Regions from separate parts of the Homo sapiens genome. Here region 2 is linked to region 1. Evidence: read pairs that join two places in POLR2A ChIA-PET (ENCODE). Cell type or tissue: GM12878. All regions are shown on one strand. Each heading gives the region's core, and the rest is flanking DNA. Links, peaks and the distances in the headings are about the cores only. Region 1 overlaps STX8 (syntaxin 8). Region 2 overlaps STX8 (syntaxin 8).

Evidence for each region. Peaks named below come from ENCODE experiments on the same cell type or tissue, not always from the same donor. Only the 100,000 strongest peaks of a DNase experiment are listed, where the experiment ranks them.
Region 2: POLR2A ChIA-PET joins it to region 1 with 5 read pairs; 2 of 35 experiments call an interaction of 5 or more read pairs at or near these places.

What each region holds. Positions count from the first base shown.
Region 1 is chr17:9,558,731-9,571,578 of GRCh38, forward strand. STX8 (syntaxin 8) reads right to left here. Exons shown (of 8, transcript NM_004853.3): 2 at 9,641-9,740. Among named protein-coding and RNA genes, the nearest start is that of STX8, 11 kb to the right of the region's middle. In GM12878, for the core only: no CTCF peak of the experiment used is centred there; no DNase peak of the experiment used is centred there.
Region 2 is chr17:9,466,895-9,478,106 of GRCh38, forward strand. The region is part of intron 6 of STX8 (syntaxin 8); the gene reads right to left. Among named protein-coding and RNA genes, the nearest start is that of STX8, 100 kb to the right of the region's middle. RefSeq lists an enhancer at 7,096-7,597. In GM12878, for the core only: no CTCF peak of the experiment used is centred there; a DNase peak (open chromatin) is centred at 3,447; H3K4me3 peaks cover 280 bases.

The DNA.
Region 1 (12,848 bases), core at 2,913-10,912:
GAGAACGGCGTGAACCCTGGAGGCGGAGCTTGCAGTGAGCCGAGATCGCGCCACTGCACTCCAGCCTGGGCGACAGAGCGAGACTCCGTCTCAAAAAAAAAAAAAAGATAAAAGGGCAAAACAAGCAAACAAAAAGGCGCCACACACACCAGGCCTACGAAGAGGAGTCCACAAAATCAAAGACAAAAGCATTTGGGAGATGAAAGACGGAGTATGTAGCCATTAAAAATTATGGCTCAAATCTCTATTTGTTCACATAGAAAGATATCCATCACAGCTTATGAAAAAAACATCAAGTCATAAAATAAAATATCACCCAAACAGAGAAAAAACAACCCAGGAACTAAATACAAACATTGAAACCATGAAAGCACCATGGTTCTATCTAAGTAGTGGGATTTTCTAATATTTTATAAGAAAATGATCACTTTTGTAATCAGGAAAAAATGTCATTATCATAATTAAAGACACTTTCTAGAGCACAAAAAAAGATGGAAAGCCTAATTCACATTTTAAGCTACCATAACCTGGGTAACAAGCACTGACAGAGATAACCACATGTCAATCTTACTTAGGAATTATAAATGTAAAAATCTTTTCAAAAAATATTAGCAAAGCAAATTCAGAATTACATTAAAAAGGACCATATACTATCAACAAGTAGAAATTATTCTAGTAATTTAAGAACAGTTTGATGTTAGAAAAATCTAGTAATAAAGCTCATGGTGTTAATAATTAAAAACAGAATAAACATATGATTAGTACAGTACAGGGGAAATTATAAACAAAAGAAACACAAAAAAGAAAGAAAAACTAAGAATAGAACACTACTGCCTTAACTACAATATTATTTAACTTTGCTCTAGAAGTTCTAACCAATACAATAAGAAAAATTAAAGAAAAATACAAGGACTACAAGGAAAGATGAGATTATTATTATTTGCAGATTGATAATAGTCTACTTGGAAGAGTTAAGAGAATCAACTGAAAGATTATTATTATTTTATATATATATATATATATATATATATTTTTTTTTTTTTTTTTTTTGAGACAGAGTCTTGCTCTGTTGCCCAGGCTGGAGTGCAATGGAGTGATCTCAGCTCACTACAACCTCCGCCTCCCGTTTTAAGCGAGTCTCCTGCCTCAGCCTCCTGAGTAGCTGGGACTACAGGCACCCACCACCATGCCCAGCTAATTTTTGTATTTTTAGTAGAGACAGAGTTTCACCATATTGGTCAGGCTGGTCTCGAACTCCTGACCTCAGGTGATCCACCCACCTCAGCCTCCCAAAATGCTGGGATTACAGGCATGAGCCACCGCGCCCAGACTGAAAGATTATTAAAAACAGTAGAGGCCGGGCTGAAAGACTATTAAAAACAGTAGAGGCCAGGTGTGGTGGCTCACACCTGTAATCACAGCACTTTGGGAGGCAGAGGTGGGAGAATCACGAGGTCAGGAGTTCAAAACCAGCCTGGCCAACATGGTGAAACCCTGTCACTACTAAAAATACAAAAATTAGCTGGGCATGGTGGTGCGCACCTGTAATCTCAGTTACTGGGGAGGCTGAGGCAGGAGAATGGCTTGAACCCAGGAAGCGGAGGTTGCAGTGAGCAAAGATGATGCCACTGTATTCCAGCCTGGGCGACAGAGCAAGACTCCATCTCAAAAAAAAAAAAAAAAAACGGTAGAAGAATTCAATATGGTCATTAGTCATAAAGTGAAAAAAAATCAAGGGCATTCCTAAATTTAAGTAATACCTAGGGAGAGTTTTTTAAATTGTTATTTTAAAACTTCATTAACAATACCAACAAAATCTAAAAAATATCTAGCACAGTGCCTGGCACATAGTTAACTGTGCAATAAATACTGCTGAAGAAACAAAAGGAAACGCTCAATATTGTGAAAATGTAAGTTTTCCCCAATTTAAATCTATAAACATACATGTCTACTTGAAATTCCATTTGGAATTCTTTTATTGCAGAAGAGGTGATAATTAAGGCACAGCACAGTTTGGTTTTTTTTTTTTTAAATGAAGTTTTAGAAAATTACTCTGACAGAAGGATAAATGAAGGAAAATAAAAACCATGAATATGTATAATGTTCATAGGGGCCTTAATCAGATATAAAGTGATTACAAAAAACTACAATAGCTGATGCTGGCAATCACCAACAGCTTCAGTAGTGCAACATAACAAATGGCCCAGAAACAATGTAGCTGTATAAAAATCCAGTGAATTAAATATGAACTATTTCATATGAGGGAAAGAAATTCATAATTTAACAAATGGGGAAAAAATAAAATTAGATAGCTATGACACACCAAAGTAAACACCAAGTATTTCAAAGATTTACACACACAAAACAAAATAACAGAAAAAAAGCTTAAGGAAAATTTACATAATTAAGTATTTATAAAACCTCTGCATGTAAAAGGCCTTTTTAAGCATGATATCCCCTCCCCCGTTAGAAAAGATCACCAACAAACATGCTGATAATTTCAAATAAAATTTAAAAACCGGTACATGTTTTACAATGTCACTTACAAAATCAAGTTAATAGAGAAAGCATTTATACTAAATATACCAGATCAAAGCTTAATATAGTTAACATATATAAAAAGAAAACTTTGAAATTAAGAAACAAGGCTGAGCACGGTGGGTCACGCTTGTAATCCCAGCACTTTGGGAGGCCAAGGCAGGAGGATCTCTTGAGACCAAGAGTTTGAGACCAGCCTAGCCAACATGGTGAAACCTCATCTCTACTAAAAATACAATAATTAGCCAGGCGTGGTGGCGGGTGCCTGTAATCCCAGCTACTTGGGACGCTGTGGCAGGAGAATCGCTTGAACCTGGGAGGCTCGGAGGTTGCAGTGAGCCGAGATTGTGCCATTGCACTCCAGCCTAGGCAACAAAAGCAAAACTCCATCTGGCCAAAAAAAAAAAAAAAAAAAAAAGAATAGATATTCAAGACTTAATAAAAAATGCATATTAAACTACTGTAACATAGTATTTTTACCTAGTAGAGATTTTTTTAAAAGATAATCAAAATTGGTGTAGAAATGTCATTCTGCAATATATGTGTTCAAAAGGCTTAAAATGTTATACAACCCAAATCCAGAAAGTCTACATTGAAGAATTTATTTCAACATGGGCAATAATTTGGCTATACTGAAAAATCATTTGTAATTAGAAAGAATCTAACTGTCCAAGAAGATGACACTAGTTAAATAGATAGCAGCCCTTCGTGTAAAAGATGAAACCATATATTTAATAGAAGAAAGCAGGAATAAATTTTTTATAACCTGCAAACAGCAAAAACTTAGATATGACTAAATATATGGAAGCAATTAGATTGACAGCCAACTTCATTTAAAAAAAAAAAAACTTTCGGCCGGGCGCAGTGGCTCACGCCTGTAATCCCAGCACTTTGGGAGGCTGAGGCAGGCGGATCACAAGGTCAGGAGATCGAGATCATCCTGGCTAATACGGTGAAACCCCGTCTCTACTAAAAATACAAAAAAAAATTAGCCGGGCATGGTGGCGGGCGCCTGTAGCCCCAGCTACTTGGGAGGCTGAGGCAGGAGAATGGCGTGAACCCGGGAGGCGGAGCTTGAAGTGAGCCGAGATCGCGCCACCGCACTCCAGCCTGGGCGACAGAGCGAGACTCCGTCTCAGGAAAAAAAAAAAAAAACTTTCACACGACAAAACTACCACAAGCAAGTCAAATGTCAAATGATAAAGGAAAGGAAATAACTACAATTTATCACGAGGAGCTAATCTCCATAATACGTGAGGAGCTCTTAAAAGATCAAGACTAAAAAGGCTAATAATCCAGTAGAAAAATGGGCAAAAGACAAGACAGTTCACAGAAAAAAAAAAAAATATATATATATATATATGGCCCTTAAGCATATGAAAACACACTCCACTTGACTCATTATATGAGAAATACAAATTTAAAACGACACTGAAACACCATTTCTCACTTATGAGGTTAACAAAAATTCAGAAGATTCACACACCCTCTGTTGGCCAGGCTGTGAAGAAACAGAAGTGCTCACACATTGCTGGTGGGGTGGCAAGAGTGACAACCCCTTTGAGGGGGGATTTCACATCAGGTTAAAAAAAAAATTACATATGCCCTGGTTCTGAGAACTCACCTTTAAAAGACACCTATGCACATAATTTTTTTAAAGGACAAGGTTATTTACTGCGGTGTTATTCACAACTCAAGACTGGAAGCAATTTAACTGCCTTTCCTTAGGAGACAGGTTAAATAAAGAATGTTACATCTACGCAATAGAGTACCCATACAGCGCTAAAGAAGAACAAGGAATATGAAATGAAATGTAGAGGTTTCTATATTATTAAGTGAAAAGACCAAGATACAAAAGAGTATCTGTCATTCATTCATTCATCCATTTATTTATTTATTTATTTATTTATTTATTTATTTATTTATTTATTGAGACAGAGTTTCATTCTTGTCACCCAGGATGGAGTGCAGTGGCACGATCTCGGCTCGCTGTAACCTCCGCCTCCTGAGTTCAAGTGATTCTCCTGCCTCAGCCTCCCGAGTAGCTGGGATTACAGGTGCTCGCCACCACACCCGGCTAATGTTTTGTATTTTTAGTAGAGACGGGGTTTCACCATGTTGGCCAGGCTTGTCCCAAACTCCTGACCTCAGGTGATCCACCCGCCTAGGCCTCCCAAAGTGCTGGGATTACAGGCGTGAGTCACCGCGCCTGGCCCGAAAGAGTATCTTTTATATAAAAGGAAAAACATAACACACAGACACACAGAGACACACACATACACACGCATAGAGGCTTATTTCTGCATAAAGTAACACAGGAAGAATAAACCAGAAATTAATGAAAATGGTTATTTAGAAGAAGTAGGTTAAGAAAAGGTAGAAAAGAGAGGAATGGGAACAAGACTTTGAGTGTCACTTTTATATAATTTTGACTTCTGAACAATGTAAATGTTTTACTTATTTAAAATTAAATTAAAAAGTTGGAAAAAGCAACTCCTGAAAATGAATAAAAACAGAAACAAAGGATAACATAAGACAGAAAAAAAAAGAATCAATTATTGCAAAAGTCCTCAAAAAAATACTGGCAAACCGAATCCAGCAGCACATCAAAAAGCTTATCCACCACGATCAAGTAGGCTTTATCCCTGGGATGCAAGGTTGGTTCAACATATGCAAAACAAAAAATGTGTTTCATCACACAAACTGAAATAAGACAAAACTTACATGATTATCTCAATAGAAGCAGGAAAGGCTTTTGATAAAATTCAACACCACTTCACGTTAAAAACACTCAATAAACTAGGTATTCAAGGAACATACCTCAAAATAATAAGAGCCATCTATGACAAACCCACAGCCAACATCATACTGAATGGGCAAAATCTGGCAGCATTCCACTTGAAAACTGGCACAAGACAAGGATGCCCTCTGCTACCACTCCTATTCAACATAGTATTGGAAGTCCTGACCAGGGCAGTTAGGCAGGAGAAAAAGAGGAGAGGAGAGGAGAAAAGAGGTGAGAAAGGAAAGGAAAAAGGAAAGGGAAGGGAGAGAAAGAGAGAAAGGAAGGAAAAGAAAGAAAAGAAAGAGAGAGAGGAAGGAAGGAAGGAAAAGAAAAGGCATCCAAATAGGAAGAGAGGAAATCAAACTATTCCTGTTTGCAGACAACATGATCCTATATCTAGGAAATCTCATACTCCCAGTCCAAAAGCTCATTAAGCTTATAAACAACTTCAGCAAAGTCTCAGGATACAAAATCAAAGTGCAAAACATCACTAACATTCCTGTACACCAACAGTCAAGCCAAGGGCCAAATCAGGAATGCACTCCTATTTACAATTGCCAACAGAAAATAAAATACCTAGGAAGACAGCTAACCATGAGGTAAAGATCTCTACAAGAAGAACTACAAAACACTGCTCAAAGAAATCAGAGATGACACAAACAAATGGAAAAACATTCCATGCTCATGGACAGCAAGAAGCAATATCGTTAAAATGGCCATACTGCCCAAAGCAATTTATAGATTCAATGCCATTCCTATTAAACTACCATTGACATTCTTCACAGAACTAGAAAAAAGTATTTTAAAATTCATATGGAACCAAAAAAGAGCCCAAATAGCCAAGGCAATCCTAAGCAAAAAGAACAAAGCTGGGCCGGGCGCAGTGGCTCATGCCTGTAATCCCAGGACTTTGGGAAGCCAAGGCGGGAGGATCATCTGAGGTCAGGAGTTCGAGATCAACCTGGCCAACATGACAAGAGCCCATCTCTACTAAAACTACAAAAATTAGCTGGAAGTGGTGGCTCATGCCTGTAATCCCAGCTACCTGGGAGGCTGAGGCACGGGAATCACTTGAACCCGAGAGGCAGAGGTTGCAGTGAGCCAGGATCGTGCCACTGCACTCCAGCATGGGCGACAGAGCAAGACTCTGTCTCAAAAAGAAATAATAAAATAAAAATAACATAGCTGGAAACATCATGCTACCCAACTTCAAACTATACTACAGGGCTACAGTAACCAAAACAGACATAGACCAATGGAACAGAATAGAGAACTCAGTTGACCAGGCACAGTGGCTCACGCCTATAATCCCAGCACTTTGGGAGGCCGAGGCGGGCAGATCACTTGAGGTCAGGATTTCGAGACCAGCCTGGCCAACATGGCGAAACCCTCTCTCTAATAAAAATACAAAAATTAGCTGGGCATGGTGGCACACACCTGTAATCCCAGCTACTCGGGTAGCTGAGATGCAAGAATCACTTGAAGCCAGAAGGGAGAGGTTGCAGTGAGCTGAGATCATGTCACTGCACTCCAGCCTAGGTGAGAAGAAACACCGTCTCAAAAAAAAAAAAAAAAAAAAAATAGAGTACCCAGAAATAAGGCCACACGTACAACTATCCGAGCTTTGACAAAGCTGACAAAAACAAGCAATGGGGGAAGGATTCCCTATTCAATAAGTGGTGCTGGGATAACTGGCTACCACGTGCAGAAGATAGAAATTGAACTCCTTCCTTACACCACATGCAAAAATTAACTTCAGATGGATTAAAGACTTAACTGTAAAACCTAAATCTATAAAAACCCTGGAAGACAACCTAGGCAATACTATTCTGGACATAAGAACAGGCAAAGATTTCAGGACAAAGACATCAAAAGCAATTGCAACAAAAGCAAAAATTGACAAATAGGATCTAATCAACTAAAGAGCTTCTGCACAGAAAAGGAAACTATCCACAGAGTGAACAAACAACCTACACATTGTGAGAAAATATTTGCAAGCTATCCATCTGACAAAGATCTAATAGCCAGTATCTATAAGGAACTTAAGCAAATTTACAAGAAAAATCCACCCCATTAAAAAGCAGACAAAGGACACGAATAGACACTTTTCAAAGGAAGACAGGCATGCTGCCAAAAAAAACAGGAAAAAAAGCTCAACATCACTGATCATTAGAGAGGTGCAAATCGAAACCACAATGAGATACCATCTCACACCACTCAGCATGGTTATTACTAAAAAGTCAAAAAATAACAGATGCTCGGGAGGTTGCAGAGCAAAAGGAACACTTATACACTGTTAGTGGGAGTGTAAATCAGTTCAGTCATTGTGGAAGACGGTGTGGCAATTCCTCAACGTACTAAAAACAGAAATACTATTTGATTCAGCAATCCCGTTATTGGGTATATCCCCGAAGGAATAGAAATCATTCTTCCATAAAGACACATGCATGTGGCCAGGTGGGGTGGCTCACACCTGTAATCTCAGCACTTCGGGAGGCCGAGGTGGGTGGATCACCTGAGGTCAGGTGTTCGAGACAAGCCTGGCCAACATGGCGAAACCCCATCTCTACTAAAAATACAAAAATTAGCCAGGCATGGTGGCAGGCACTTGTAATCCCAGCTACTCTGGAGGCTGGGGCAGGAGAATGGCTTGAACCTGGGAGGCAGAGGATGCAGTGAGCCGAGATTGCACCACTGCACTCCAGCCTGGGCAACAAGAGCAAAACTCCGTCTCGAAAAAAAAAGAGAAAAAAAGAGACACATGCATGTGTATGTTCACTGCAGCACTATTCACAATAACAAAAGACATAGAATCAACCTGATGCCCACCAATGGTAGACCAGACAGAGAAAATGTGGTACATATACACTATGGAATATTATGCCGCCATAAAAAAGATCGAGATCATGTCCTTTGCAGGAACATGAATGGAGCTGAAGGCCATTATCCTTAGCAAACTAATGCAGGAACAGAAAACCAAATACCGCATGTTCTCACATTCTGTAGGTTGTTTGTTCACTCTGTTGATATAAGAGAGAGCTAACTGGTGAGAACATATGGATACATAGGGGGACATGACACACACTGGGGCCTAGCAGAGGGAGGAAGCTGGAAGGAGGAAGAGGATTAGGAAAAATAGTAAGTGCTAGGCTTCATACCTGGGTGACAAAATAACGTGTACAACAAATCCCCATAACACAAGCTTACCTATACAACAAACCCACATATGTACCCCTGAACTTGAAAGTTAAAAAATAATTCTAATAACTTTGGAACATAATAACCTCAGCATTCTTAGTAGATTAGTCTACACTTAAAAAGACTCAAATTTTGAACTCAGTGTTTGTCGTGGTACCTTATAGTAATTTTGAAACCATTTTCTGTAAACTGTAAAATAGACCAAATGAGTAAAAACATACTGATGCTTTTGGAAACTAGGATTCTCAGTGTGAGAGAAAGAAAATACAAATTTGGAATGTGGAAAATAAGGAAGAAAGGTGTGGTGTTAGATTTGAATCAGAGGCTTCTATTTTCAATCATAGTCACAAGTATAAACTTGTGATTTCACAAAAATCTATTTCTTAGCCAAATCCCACCACTGTTTTTATACAGCCCAAAACTAAAGATGGTTTTTACATTTTTTTCTTTTTTGAGACAGGGTCTCACTCTGTTGCCCAGGCGGGAGTGCAGTGGCACGATCTTAGCTCACTGCAGCCTCCACCTCCCAGGTTCAAGCAATTCTCCTGCCTCAGCCTCCTGAGTAGCTGGACTACAGGTGTGTGCCACCACGCCTGGCTAGGTTTTATATTTTTAGTAGAGATGGGGTTTCCCCATGTTGCCCAGGCTGGTCTCGAATTCTTGACCTCAAGCAATCTGCCCGCCTCAGCCTCCCAAAGTGCTGGGATTACAGGTGTGAGCCACTATGCCTGGCCTGTTTTTACATTTTTAATGTAAAATGTAAAAACTATAACTATTCTTGTGGTGAGAATGGAAACTCAAAGACTTGAAGACATTATCTCTTGGCCTGCAAAGACTAAAAGATTTATTATCTGTAGGAAGTTTACTAACCCCTGAACTAGACTATAAAATTGTTAGAAATATTTAAAGTAAAACAGGAGAACTTAAATGTGTTATGCCTCATTTAGTCTCAATGATTACATCACTACTAACTGGTTGGGTGTTATGTCAATTCAACATATGTAAGCAGATAGATCATCATACACACATGTGCACAGACAGCCTCAAAGAAAGATAGGAGGGTTTTCAGGCCTCAAAACTCAAACAAATCATTGGGTACTAATTCCTTCATGGTATTACCTTTGGTGCCTTTTCACCTTTTCTTTCATATTGATTTCGTTGTTGAATTTTCTCAGCAATTTCTTGGGCAATTTGACAAGTAGAATCGTATGTGGAGAACCTGCACCAAAGTCGTAAAAAGAGAAAATGTTTAAGGTTCTTTTTTTTTGAGACGGAGTCTCGCTCTGTCGCCCAGGCTGGAGTGCAGTGGCACGATCTCAGCTCACTGCAAGCTCTGCCTCCTGGGTTCGCACCATTCTCCTGCCTCAGCCTCCCCAGTAGCTGGGACTACAGGCGCCCGCTATCATGCCTGGCTAATTTTTTGTATTTTTAGTAGAGATGAGGTTTCACCGTGTTAGCCAAGATGGTCTCGATCTCCTGACCTCGTGATCCGCCCCCTCGGCCTCCCAAAGTGCTGGGATTACAGGCGTGAGCCCCTGCACCTGGCCTTAAGGTTCTTTAAAAGAAATTTTTGCATTGTCTAAGTTTGACATTTTCATTCTAGCCAAAGAATTCAAACAGAGGGGAAGAATAATAACATGACCAGTAAAAGCAACATGGACTGAGCGTTATTTACCATGTGCCAGGCACTATTTTGAAGGCTTCGTTAGTAATAACTCACTTAATCAAAACAGGAACGCTATGAAGTGGGTACCATTACCATCTCCAACTCACACATGAGAAAAGGAGGCACAAAGAGTTAGAGTGACTTGCCCAAGTGGTTCTGCCTGCTGCAAACCAAGGCCGTCTGGCCCCAGAGCCGGGGCTCTTAACAACTGTGCTGTTCTGCCAATGAGAAAGCATGTGGGGGGTCTCCGCTGCACTGGGCACTGTTCTGGGCACTGGAGAAGACGGCAGTAAACAGAATGAACACAGTCCCTCTTTCAAGGAGCTCATATTTTAAGGAAAGAAAGTCATAAAACAATTAAATACATAGTATGTCAGGTGTTGATAGGTGCTAAGAAGAAAAACGCAGCAGGATAAAGGGACAGAGAGTGATAAGGAGCTGCTACTTAGGATCAGGTGACACCGAGGCAAGGTGAAGAAGCTGGGCTTGCAGATGCCTGGGGGCGGCTCTAGGGTGCAGGAACAGCAAGTATTGTCTAGCCTAAAACCAAATGCTCCGGGGACAAAGGCCACACACCCACCTGACATCTGAGCTTGCCAGAATTCTCTCAAAACATTTAATAAGCTTCTAGTTGTCATTCAGCAGCGTTGGAGGCTTTGAAGGGTTCACGGTGAACTCCCAATAGCCCCTTATGTTTTGCTTCTCTCAGAGCATTTTTACTTTCTATCATATAGAAAATACTTAAGCAGACCGGATGCGGTGGCTCACGCTTGTAATCCCAGCACTTTGGGAGGCCGAGGCGGGCAGATCATGAGGTCAGAAGTTCGAGACCAGCCTGGCCAACATAGTGAAACCCCGTCTCAACTAAAAATACAAAAAATTAGCCAGGCATGGTGGCGGGTGCCTGTAATCCCAGCTACTTGGGAGGCTGAGGCAGGAGAATCGCTTGAACCCAGGAGGCGAAGGTTGCAGTGAGCTGAGATCACACCATTGCACTCCAGCCCGGCGACACTGTGAGACTCCATCTCAAAAAAACAAACGAACAAAAAAACGAAAATACTTAAGCATGCATACACATTTCATTTCTCCTATCAGACAGTCTGCTCCTAAAAAGCAGAGACTCTGTGGACTAACATGACCAGCATTATCTTCCAGGACCAGTCCATCACAAAATATCAGAAACTCCTGTTGCCCCTAATGTCCTAATTTTTGCTTGAGTAAACAATATATTTTTTAAAACCTTTCAATTCCCACATATCATTTGAACACTGAGGGAACTTGATAAGTGTTTTTTTTTAAATGAAGGAAAATGCGCCCATCAATTCCCTTAGGAATCTTACTAGAATAATTATAGCAATAGTAACAGCTGAGTACCTGACCTGAGCCAGGTCCTATACTAAGAGCTTTACACTGTAAACTTCATAAGGATCCTGAGAGAGGATCCTGAACCACTAACCACTATACTGTAAAGCAGCACCATTCATGTATATATCATATATATATCACACACATTCACATATATCATATATATCACTGATACATATATTCATATATATCACATACCTATCGTTTATATCATATATACTATATATTCGTATATGTCACATGTATATCATTCATATATATATATTCATGTATTTGTGTGTGTAGGGAAAAATAGCAGTGATACAAGAAAACACAGAATTAAGAAAACAGGAGGCTAATAAGGAAAATTGGGTCCTGGTCCAAACTTTGCCACATTTCACTTTTTTTTCCTCCATATTATCATGAAAAGAGGAGCCTAGGTCTGGCTCTGGGGTCCAGACCATACATATAAAAATCATCCACATATGGTAAGTTTTGCCTCCTGCCAAATGTGGGATCTAAGTGGTAAGTACGTCTGGAGTTCAGAGGTGGAAGAGATTACTGCTGACCAAGGCACTCAGATGGAGAGGGTCCATGAGGTTACATCTGGATGACCACGAAGTTAAAGCAGGTCTCTTATTCAGACAGGAGGGAGGAGCACATTCTAGACTTAGTGAAAGACAGGGCGAGCAAAGATGAATGGAAGGAAACGTGCCCGGCACATTTGGCTGCGTGGTGGCCCTGGAAGCCTGTTAAGTATAAAATGGTAGAGATGAGTAGAAGCTAGTTTCTGCAGAGCCTTGAACACCAGTCTAACAAGGTTAGACTTAAAGGAGAATTTCAGAGCCATAGAGAACACTTTTACACACAGAGAGTGGCCCTAAAGAGGTTATGAGAAATGCACACAGCTAGCACAAACTCCCAGGTGTCCTGACTCCAGTCCTTGTGTTGTTATTTTAGCCCTAAAGAGCAATAGTTCTGAAACAAGTTGGAATCACTGGGGAATCTTTAAAAAAATAACAATGCCTGGTCCCAACCTCAGCATTCTGACTCAACTGGTATGGGGTTTGTCCTGGGCGTGCGTGGGGAGCTTTAAAAGCTCTCCAAGTGATTCCAATCTGCGGTAAAGTCCGGGCGGGAACCCTTGGCCTGGGGCAATAGACAACCTCATTACACTATCAAGCACACAGGTGCCTGAAGTACTAGTTTAGAAAAAGTAATTGGGTCGGGGGGTGGCTGAGGCAGGAGAATCGCTGGAACCCGGGAGGCAGAGGTTGCAGTTTGCCGAGATTGTGCCATCGCACTCCAGCCTGGGGG
Region 2 (11,212 bases), core at 204-8,203, 95 kb before region 1:
CTTTTTTTCTTTTGAGATGAAGTCTGGCTCTTGTCCCCCAGGCTGGAGGGCAGTGGCGCGATCTTGGCTCACTGCAACCTCTACCTCCCAGGTTCAAGTGATTCTCCTGCCTTAGCCTCCTGAGTAGCTGGGATTACAGGTGCCTGTCACCACGCCCGGCTAATTTTTGTATTTTTAGTAGAGATGGGGTTACACCATGTTGGCCAGGCTGGTCTCGAACTCCTGATCTCAGGTGATCCACCCGCCTCAGCTTCCCAAAGTGCTGGGATTATAGGTGTGAGCCACCGTGCCCGGCCTTTTACATGCTTTTAACTCATTTGATCCTCACAACAAACTCTGTGAGGTGGGTTCTTATTTTTCCTACTTTATAAATGTGATAACTGAGGCGTACAGAAGTTAAGTAATTTGCCAAATCCTAGAGGCTTCCAGAGCTCTCTGTCTTAATCACTAAGGCTATGCTGTAGGGTCTGGAGGGTGAAAGCAGTACCCAGCTTCAGGACTGCAACAGTGTTGCAGAGGATCCAGTCTCCCCTGGGTTAAGGAACAGAATGAATATCCATCCACTCCCCTCCCTGACAACAATGACTGCAGAAAACAAGCTAGGAAGACCTCTCTCTTCCCCTTAAGGAGTGGGAAGCATGCTTGGTTAATTGAGAGAAGAGCATCCTGGAGAAAGGCTCGCTTTGGAAAAGGAAGAGGAAACAGGGAAGAAAAGAACACCATGAAGGTGACCAAACCATGGCTTCCATGCACTCTTGCTTCACCAAAGTGCAGGGGAAACCCTTTCCCCTGAAGAGGGCGTTGTGCTGCTTAATCCACTCTCCGGAGTGGCTCGGGGCATGGAAGAGAAGCAAGGAGCAACTCCAGGTGGCAGGGGACCAAGGTTGCCTGCTCTGACCCTCCCAGTTGTTCCAGGCACGTCCAGGGCCTTTTATCCAGCACAGCAACTACCATCTCCCACTATTTTTACAAATGTTAGTTTGAAATGGATCTTGAAGTAGTGGGAGCTATAGGACAGATTCCAGTTGTTTTCAAACAAGCTGTAACTGAGTAACAGTTTTTAATACAGAAGGTCCTAAAATATACAGCTGCCATAATAATACACATGTAACTCTAAAAGGCATAGGAGAAAAGACACAATATTACACATTTTAAATGTAACACAGCTATGGTTAGAAATAGCGTAGAAACAATATAGCGAGGTTTGTTTTATTTTGTTTTTGGTTTTTTTTGAGATGGAGTTTTGCTCTTGTCACCCAGGCTGGAGTGCAGTGGCACCATCTCGGCTCACTGCAACCTCTGCCTCACGGGTTCAAGCAATTCTCCTGCCTCAGCCTCCCAAGTAGCTGGGATTACAGGCGTGCACCACCGCACCCGGCTAATTTTTGTATTTTTAGTAAACACGGGGTTTCACCATGTTGGCCAGGCTGGTCTCAAACTCCTGACCTCAAGTGATCCAGCCGCCTCGACCTCCCAAAGTGCTGGGATTACAGGTGTGAGCCACTGCACCCAGCAATATAGTGGTTTTATCTCAAGGATTAATAAACATCTTACGAAAATGTTAGGAATGGGGTGATAACATCCAGAGACTTGTATTCTAGTTAACTCAGTCCCCATCCGACCCAGGTGATTTAATACTCCATACCTAACAATTTTCAAATGCTTAAAACTGGCAGATCAATATCCCACGTGTGGCAGGCACAGAGACGCACCACACAGTTCCTCTTTCAAGCAAGGCCTTTCTGCCTCAGCTGCTGGGAGTGCTCTTGGCAGACGGTCTTCAACTGCCAGCCTCTCAAGGGCATAGAGCTGCCCTGCCCAAGGACCCGGCCTTCCCAGGGTGTTCCCCATCCAATGACTGATCAAGGCTGGGGCATATAAGCCCAGCAATGTGAATTCAACGTGGGACAATCCTGAAGGCCATTTCGGCACCCGGGCTTCCCAGGGGGCTGTCGTCAAAGCCAGCCGCTCCCTCTGCTAATCCTGCTGCCCAGCTCCCTCCCACAAATGTTGATCCCATCAGTGCTCCTCATACGCATCCCGCATACAAAAGCCCCTCCGAGGCTGCTCCCCAGAGAATCCAACCCGTGCCTCAATGCCTCTATGGAGAAGAAAAAGAAATTCAATTTTCAAGGGAAGTGGTACAGGTTAAGCCAGATGGTTAGAAAAATTGCTTTCATTGTTATCTTGGGAATTTTCCTCCTCCAACAGATGGTTAAAGCTCAACCTAGGAGAAGGCTGGGCAGCTCAGCCAAGGTGGTCATTTGCGTGGTTCCAATCAGATAAAGGAGCACAGAAGAACTCTCAGGGAGGCACACTGAGCTACGTGGTCAGCCTCCAATCTCCTTTGAGCAAGGTGAGTGCTGTCCTGACCCACTTTAAAGCCAGCTCATTAGATATATTCCCATTCAAATCTAAGTCTAAGTTCATGTCTGTCTCTCATCAGTCTGTTTCATCTCTCTCTCTCATACACACACACACACACACACATCTACCCCTAAAGATGTTCCATGTCTCTTTCTCTTCCTTTCCATAGAAAACTGAGGCCTGATTACAGTGGTATTAGTCAGTTACATGTTCATAAGTGATAAAAGATTAAGAAGAAATAGGATCACCTTATTAATGTACATCCCAAGTCGTTGCTTCAAGGACAAACTCTCCGTGAGCCCATCCTAAATATATCTCCCATAAACACAACCAGTTCTTCTTCCTAAAGCTCTCTGTCCATTTCTGGCAAGAAAAAAGTACCAGAGAAAATCCTGTTTATAAAACAAAGCAAAACAAAAAATGGCTACTCTTGGGCTCTTTGATTGGCTGACAAAAGAAAATGGTAAAATGAGTCTTCACCTTATCGTCACCCCTAGAGATGGCCAAGTTTGGAATGAGTTTAGCAACATGAATCCTACACGAGCTAGGAGTGAATCCAGAAGCAGAGAGGAGGGTCACTCTTGGACACAGGACCTCAAATTATCCTGTTCAAATGACCCAAGGGAGTACAGAAACACCTTGGAGGGTCTCCTAAATTCACCTGTTCATAGATACAAAACGCTTATCACTGAAACATACTCTAAACCACTAGCTGTTAATTCCTCAGGACATAATAAATTTTTTTTAATTGTGCTTGTGGATTTCAAACTAACCAAATTGGTTGACAGAACTGTTCTACCTTTGATGTCAATTCAGTTCCCCAACTACTGTTTGAAATGGTTAAAATAAAAACAACAACAAAAATAATAAAGAGTCCTTATCACTGCATTCAAAATGCTTTCTCAAAGATTTCACCCTCCTGGCAGGACTGTCTAGATGGAAAGAGAATGTCGTGTCTCTTCCCAGAATAAACCGTTGAGACCACATTACCTTCCAGTTCAAGCTCCTTTAAGGATTTGAAATTACTTGAAACAACTACTCAGCAGCTTCAGTCTCTTTCTTACGCTGTCTTTCCCTGCTCAAGCACTTGGTTCTAATCAGACCACTTCCTTCCTGCTGCTTTGGTTTTTATTACCAAAGTTCTTCAGTCCTTTTCACCACCCCATATGCTAAACAATTTCCACTTTGAGAAGCACATTCTCAGAGAACTCTGAGGATAAGCCAAGCTCAGCTAAAGATCTTCAATAATGAATGAAACTGTGAAGAGCTACAATTTGTCTTAAGCGGCTTTCACCTTCTTTCTGTATCTTTTTCCTTCTAAAGAGCATGCATCTACTTTTCTCAGGAATTAAGCATTCTCATTCTTTCATTGATTCTCCAAACAGGAAAAGTAACATGATAAATAAGTCATATTTGGTGTAGGCCTCTATGCAGAAAAAGCTAACACAGCAGGCCTAACTGCTTTTTTCTTTTTTCTTTTTTTGAGACAGAGTCTCACTCTGTCTCCCAGGCTGGAGTGCAGTGGCACAATCTCGGCTCACTGCAAGCTCCGCCTCCCAGGTTCACACCATTCTCCTGCCTCAGCCTCCTGAGTAGCTGGGACTACAGGTGCCCGCCACCATGCCTGGCTAATTTTTTGTATTTTTTTTTTTTAGTAGAGATGGGGTTTCACTGTGTTAGCCAGGATGGTCTCAATCTCCTGACCTCGTGATCCACCTGCCTCGGCCTCCCAAAGTGCTGGGATTACAGGCGTGAGCCACTGCATCCTGCTTTTTTTTTTTTTTTTTTTTTTTGACAGAGTCTTACTCTGTCACCTAGGCTGGAATGCAGTGGCGTGATCTTGGCTCACTGCAACCTCCGCCTCCCGGGGCGTGAGCCACCGCACCCTGCTTTTTTTTTTTTTTTTTTTTGAGACAGTCTCACTCTGTCGCCTAGGCTGGAATGCAGTGGCATGATCTTGGCTCACTGCAACCTCCGCCTCCCGGGTTCAAGCAATTCTCCTGCCTCAGCTTCCCGAGTAGCTGGGATTACAGGCGCCCGCCATCACACCCAGCTAATTTTTATATTTTTTATTAGAGACAGGGTTTCACTATCTTGGCCAGGCTGGTCTCGAACTCCTGACCTCATGATCCACCTACCTCGGCCTCCCAAAGTGCTGGGATTACAGGCATGAGCCACCGCGCCCGGCCCTAACTGCTTTTCTTAACAAGGCACTGCTGCCAAGGTTGGCCCTTCCCTGGCTGGCATCCTGGAGCTTGGATTTTGGGAAGGACCCGCCATTAACTGGTAAGAGTGGCAATCTGTGCCTAAGCTGTATCAATGCTCTGTTTCATTAACACCTGGTTTCCTTCTGGGAGTCTGGGATGTGGGTACATGCCAGACAGGGTGCCTATGTGACCAAGACCCTCAAAAAACCCCGGGCACTGAGTCTCTAATGAGCCTTCCTGGTTGGTAATATGTCGCACGTGCTGTCACAACTCATCGTTGGGGTAATTCTGTGCACCCTGTGGGATTCCACTGGGAGAGGATGCTTGGAATCTTGCACCTGGTTTCCCCAGCACTTCAACCAGGAGCCTTTTCCCTTTGCTGATTTTGCTTTGTATCCTTTTGCTATGATAAATCATAATCATGAGGATAACTACAGTCCATTCCCGCTATTCACAGTAATTATGTTCCATAAAGTCACCATGAACACTGAATTAGCAAATACTCAACTGATGTTCCTGAGGGAGACATGTACCTCTATCTGTACATACCCCACACAGATCATAATATTAAATCCTAAAAACAACTCATCCTGGTAGATTCCTTTTTTTTTTTTTTTTCAAAAGAAAAAACAAAGTTCTGAAGTGTTACATAACTTGCCTGAGGCTGCTCCACTAAGAGGAGCCAGAGGTGGGATTTAAGCCTGTCTGTCTGGCCCCAGAGCCAGAGTGTCCACTGGTCATCCCTCTCTGAGGCCGAAACAAAAGGCAGGGCATCACCTTGTTCAACCTCGGCTGGGAATGTGCTTGTGGGGTGAGTCAAACCTTTTGCCACTTTATCCACGTCCATGAGTAAATGCGAGAGTACTGCTAGTATTCACTTGGGGGTTTTAAGTACATTTTAGTGGGTAGGTGAGTATAAGCTGAATCCTTTGAGTCCTCCTAGCAAACCACTAAACCTGGAGGTTGTCTTGGGGACCCCCACCGTAGCCTCCAAGGAGAGACCAAGATTCCCCTTCCTGCAGAGGCACTGAGGAGGAGAAACAGTATGACTAGGGCCAAAGTGGCAAGAGGTAGAGCTTCCAGAGCAACCTGCTCTTTGCATCTGTGATTACTTTGGCTGTTCCTTTGAGGTTCTCTTTGGCCTCTCTTTTTGGCTTGCTTTTTTGAAGTCCCTTCTCCAATTCAGCTGCTACAGCTGGATGGGCCTGTGGTAGCCTCCCTCTTGGAGGTCAAATAGGAACAGCGGTGAATGAAGTTCAGGGGAAAGGAAGCCGGGTGAGTCACCCAGGCCAGCTGTCCCAGGGCCTGAGGAGAGATGGCCTTTTCCTTGACAAGTGTTTCCACAGCTTTTCCTTGGAAAACCCTCATCCCTTTCTAGTTAGATGGCTTCTCAGCCTGGCTGCGTGGCCAGGGTCAAGACCAGTATATGGGCCTAGAAGAAAAAAGTCAGGGAGGAACTAGGGCAGAAGCAGCAAAAGGTCCTTGTGACTCAAAGCTGGCCAAACCCATCACCAGAGCTAAAGCTAGCAGCAAAGTCATAGGACAAACACCATGCATGTGTCTCAGGATCTTTTTTTCTTTTTTTTTTTTTGAGATGGAGTTTTGCTCTTGTCACCCAGGCTGGAGTGCGGTGGCACAATCTCAGCTCACTGCAACCTCTGCCTCAGCATCCTGAGTAGCTGGGACTACAGGTGCCCACCACCACACCTGGCTAATTTTTGTATTTTTTTAGTAGAGACGGGGTTTCACCATGTTGGCCAGGCTGGTCTCGAACTCCTGACCTCCAGTGATCTGCCCGTCTTGGCCTCCCAAAGTGCTGGGATTACAGGCATGAGCCACCGTGCCCAGCCATGTCTCAGGATCTTTTCTGCACAGTTAGCAGATTCAAAGACTCTGGTTTCCTTGCTGTAATATAATAAAAATATAGTCATCCCTTGGTATCTTGCGGGATTGGTTCCAGGACCACCCCTTCCATATACAAAATCCATGGATGCTCAAGTCCCATATATAAAATGGTGTAGCATTTACATATAACCTACACACATCCTCCCGTATAACTTTAAGTCATCTCTAGATTACTCATAATCCCTAATACAATGGAAATGCTATGTAATAGATGTTACGCTATATGGTTTAGAGAATCGTGACAAGAAAAAAGTCTGCACATGTTCAGTGCAGATTCAACCATCCATTTTTAAAAAAAAAATTTGATTCTCAGTTGGTTGGATTCATGGATGCGGAACCCACAGATACAGAGGGCCAAGTATACATATGTTTGGTCTTTACCCCAGGTTCCTGGCACAGAGCTTCAAAAACCTTTGGAATTTCCTGAGTGCTAGACGTGTCTTTTGTTATTCATGATGAGTCTTTTTGGACTCCTGCTAATTTCTTTGGGGAAATTCATCTATGAACACATCAGATAATAACTCACGGTAGGCTCTTAGACAATTTCAAAGAAAGGGCTAGCCATACCAATGGCTAGAGGGCTGGAACTTTCAGGCCAACTCCCAACCCCCAGGGAGGGGAGGGAGGCTGGAGATCAAGGTCAGTCAAGTGGCTGATGATGTCATCGATCGTGCCTATGTAAAGAAGTCTCCATAAAAACCCTTGAACAAGGTTCAGGGAGCTGCTGGATTGGTGAACACATCAGTGTGCTGGGGCAGGAGTTGGGGGACAAGGAGAGGGTGATACATGGAGAGGGTGATACATGGAGAGGGCATGGGAGCTCTGTACCACCACCCCAACCTCTATACCTTGCCCTATATACTGTGCCTTTTCCATTTGACTGTCCCCGAGTTGGATCCTTTTAATAAAACTGTAATAGTAAGTATAGTGCTTTCCTGAGTTCAGTGAGTCATTCTAGTAAGTTATCAAATCCTGAAGGGGGGTCATGGGAACCCCTCAGTTTTTTTCTTTCTTTTTGAGATGGAGTCTCACTCTGTCACCCAGACTGGAGTGCAATGGCGCAATCTTGGCTCACTGCAACCTCCGCCTCCCGGGTTCAAGTGATTCTCCTGCCTCAGCCTCCCAAGTAGCTGGGACTACAGGTGCCACTAACTGGGTAGCCAACAATTCAATTCTGACATTACCCAGAGTTAGCATCAGACTCCACAGGTTTAAGGGCTTGATCCCACAAGACTGTTCTAACTTCAGATACCAGCCATTAGTCCTGGGGTATCCCCAAGTACTTTAGTCCAACTGGCTATAAAGCGAAGGGTTCCCAGCCAGGCACAGTGGCTCACGCCTGTAATCCCAGCACTTTGGGAGGCTGAAGCGGGCAGATCATGAGGTCAGGAGATCGAGACCATCCTGGCTAACAGGGTGAAACCCTGTCTCTACTAAAAATACAAAAAATTAGCTGGGCGTGGTGGTGCATGCCAGTAATCCCAGCTACTCGGGAGGCTGAGGCAGGAGAATCGCTTGAATCCAGGAGGCAGAGGTTGCAGTGAGCTGATATCATGCCACTGCACTCCAGCCTGGGCGACAGAGCAAGACTCTGTAGCAAAAAACAAAAACAAACAAAAAAAACTTGTTTTACTGAAGCCTCCAGAACACCAGCTGTTTCAGCAAAATGATTTCTATAGATACTATGACCTGGTAAAAAAATGCAAAAGAGAGAGACTTTGAGCTCCAAACAGTAGAGAAAGCACACATGGTTGCCTCCTTCATTCCAAAGAGCACAATGAAATGGCAGTCAAGCTATTTTTGAAAGAATAAATCCATGGTGGCACTGAAGACACGAAGAAGCGTTATCAATGAAGACATCATTTTGGAGATTCTCTTCAAGAATAGAGTTGGGACTGTATTGACCAATAAACCAAAACTGGGGGTGGGGAATGGGTGAAATACAGCTGGAAATACATCAGGCTGCAGATAAGAAGCTCTTTCTTTTTGACAGAACCCTGGAGAGGCTCCAAGCTTAGAGTCAATGGCTATTGGCAGCCACAGAATGGCCTACAAAGAAGTGGTTATAAGGCAGGAATCAGGGCATCTGAGTGGAGAGCTGTCTACAGAACAGCTGAGCCAGTCTGCCCACAGCCCTGCCCTGTGTAGACTGCAGTCTGCAGTACTTGCCCCCAGCTGGAACCCCCGGAACAGCCTTCTCTGGAGAGGAAAGTTTGCCTGGGAGTGCGCATGGTGTTGGTGTCCAGGCTAGAGAATGAGTCAAAGAAGAGCCTCTAGGATAGACACAGGGGTAAAAAGAAATAAAACATATAAAAGATGTCACCCCAAGATTGGAGTTCTCCTTATGTTATTAGTTTTGTTATAGCAAATGGTCCTGAATCGGCTTGTGCCCTCTTTTACCTAACCATATATCCTAGAAAGAAACCTGCCGACTGGCATATCTTGCCCATTTACACAGAGTACACATCACAGCCTGTCTTCCCACTCAAGAAAGAAGCCTTTCGGGTAAATAAACTTGCCTAAAGGGCCGCCCGTGGTGGCTCACGCCTGTCATCCCAGCACTTCGGGAGGTCAAGGTCGGCGGATCACGAGGTCAGGAGTTCGAGACCAGCCTGACCAACATGGTGAAACCCCATCTCTACTAAAAATACAAAAATCAGCTGGGTATGGTGGCACATGCTTGTAATCCCAACTACTCAGGAGGCTGAGACAGAAGAATCGTTTGAAGCCGGGGGGCGGAGGTTGCAGTGAGGCGAGATCGTGCCACTGCACTCCAGCATGGGCGACAGAGCGAGACTCCGTCTCAGAAAACAAAACAAAACGAAACCTACCCAAATACAAAGAAAGCCTATTGCAGCTACCTATACAAATCAATATGGTCCTTCATTCATAAATATGAAGAATCAATGAAGAATTAGCAGACGTGAGGAAAAGCCCATAGCATGTGTATTAGTTTGTAAAGGTTGCCATAACAAAGTACTACAGACTAGGGAGCTTAAATAACATTAACTTTCTCACAATTCTTGAGGCTAGAAGTCCAAGGTATAGATGTGAGCGGAAGTTGTTTCTTCTTTTCTTTTTTTTTTCTTTTTTTTTTGAGATAGAGTCTCGTTCTGTCACTCAGGCTGGATTGCAGTGGCACAATCTCGGCTCACTGCAACCTCCACCTCCCGGGTTCAAGCTATTCTCCTGGCTCAGCCTCCCAAGTAGCTGGGATTAGAGGCACATGCCACCACACCCAGCTAATTTTTATATTTTTAGTAGAGATGGGGTTTCACCATGCTGGCTAGGCTGGTCTTGAACTCCTGACCTCAGGTGACCCGCCTGCCTCGGCCTCCCAAAGTGCTGGGATTACAGGTGTGAGCCACCGCACCCAGCCAGAGGTCATTTCTTCTGAGGCCTCTTTCCTTGGCTTGTCTTCTCCGTGTCCTCACGTGGCCTGCCCTCTGCATGTGTCTGTGTCCCACGTGCCTCTTTTTCTTTTTTTTGTGAGACAGGGTCTCACTCTGTTGCCCAGGCTGGAGCACAGTGGTGCAATCATGGCTTACTGCAGTCTTGACCTCCCGGGCTCAAGTGATCTTCCGACCTCAGCCTCCTGAGTAGCTGGTACTACAGGTGTACACCACCACATTAGGCTAATTTTTTTATTATTATTATTATTTCTTGTAGAGATGGGGTCTCCCTGTATTTCCCAGGCTGGTCTCAAACTCCTGGGCCTAAGTAATCCACCTACCTCGACTTCTCAAAGTGCTAGGATTACAGGCACAAGGCACCGTGCCCAGCTTCAGGTTCCTCTGCTTAAAAGGATACCAGGCATATTGGATTAGGGCCCACCACAGTGGCCCCATTTAAACCTAATTATCTCTGAAGACCCTATCTCTAAATAAAGTCACAATCTGAAGTAGTAGGGGGTTAGTACTTCAACATTTGAATTTGGGGGGTGACATATAATTCAGCCCATAGCAGCATAAAAGAGAAAGACTAAGATGAATAAACCAAAACTTACCTAGAGAAGAAACAGAAATAACAAAAGGAGCAAAAACACTCACCATTTTTTAAAGTTCTAACTAGTGCCATTCAAAGGATTAAAAAGTTTACAACCTTATATACACACTTGTGTGGAAAAAAAAAGCAATCATGAACATTAAAACCTCTTGGTGTTTAAAACTATCATTCTCAAAATTTTAAAAATCAGTGAGAAGAGCTGAGTAATAAAATGGATACAGCAATTGTAACAGCAGTCAGTAAAACATGTTGGTAAATGTAAATAAAATACTGACTACAGAAATAAAAGGGGGCTTCGGTTGAAAACAAAACAGAAGATGAAGAGTTTAAAGGGAAGTTTAAGAATTCTAAACTTGATTTATTCCAAGATATTTATTTGCTTTAGACTTTGTTAGAAAAATGTAAACTTAGGTATGCATGTTAAATATGTGGGGGTGGCTGTGGCCCAAGGTGGGTGGCCTGAGTATCCCATTCTTGGGTGGGGAAGGGGGAAATTTTCCCATAAAGCTGTCATTTCCCAGCTTCTAGCTTTATTTGGAAAGCCCACTTTCAGCTGCCTGCAATGCGTAGGCCCTATAACCTCAACTCCCATATCCACACGGGTGTGGAAATGCAGGTCCCTAAGCTACATATGTGGTTTGGTTATCTCTGAGGGCCATGAGGCTTCACTCACTCACTGGTGTAGGTAAGTTTCTTCATTTCTGGCACCTGGAGAACTCCCTTTGTTG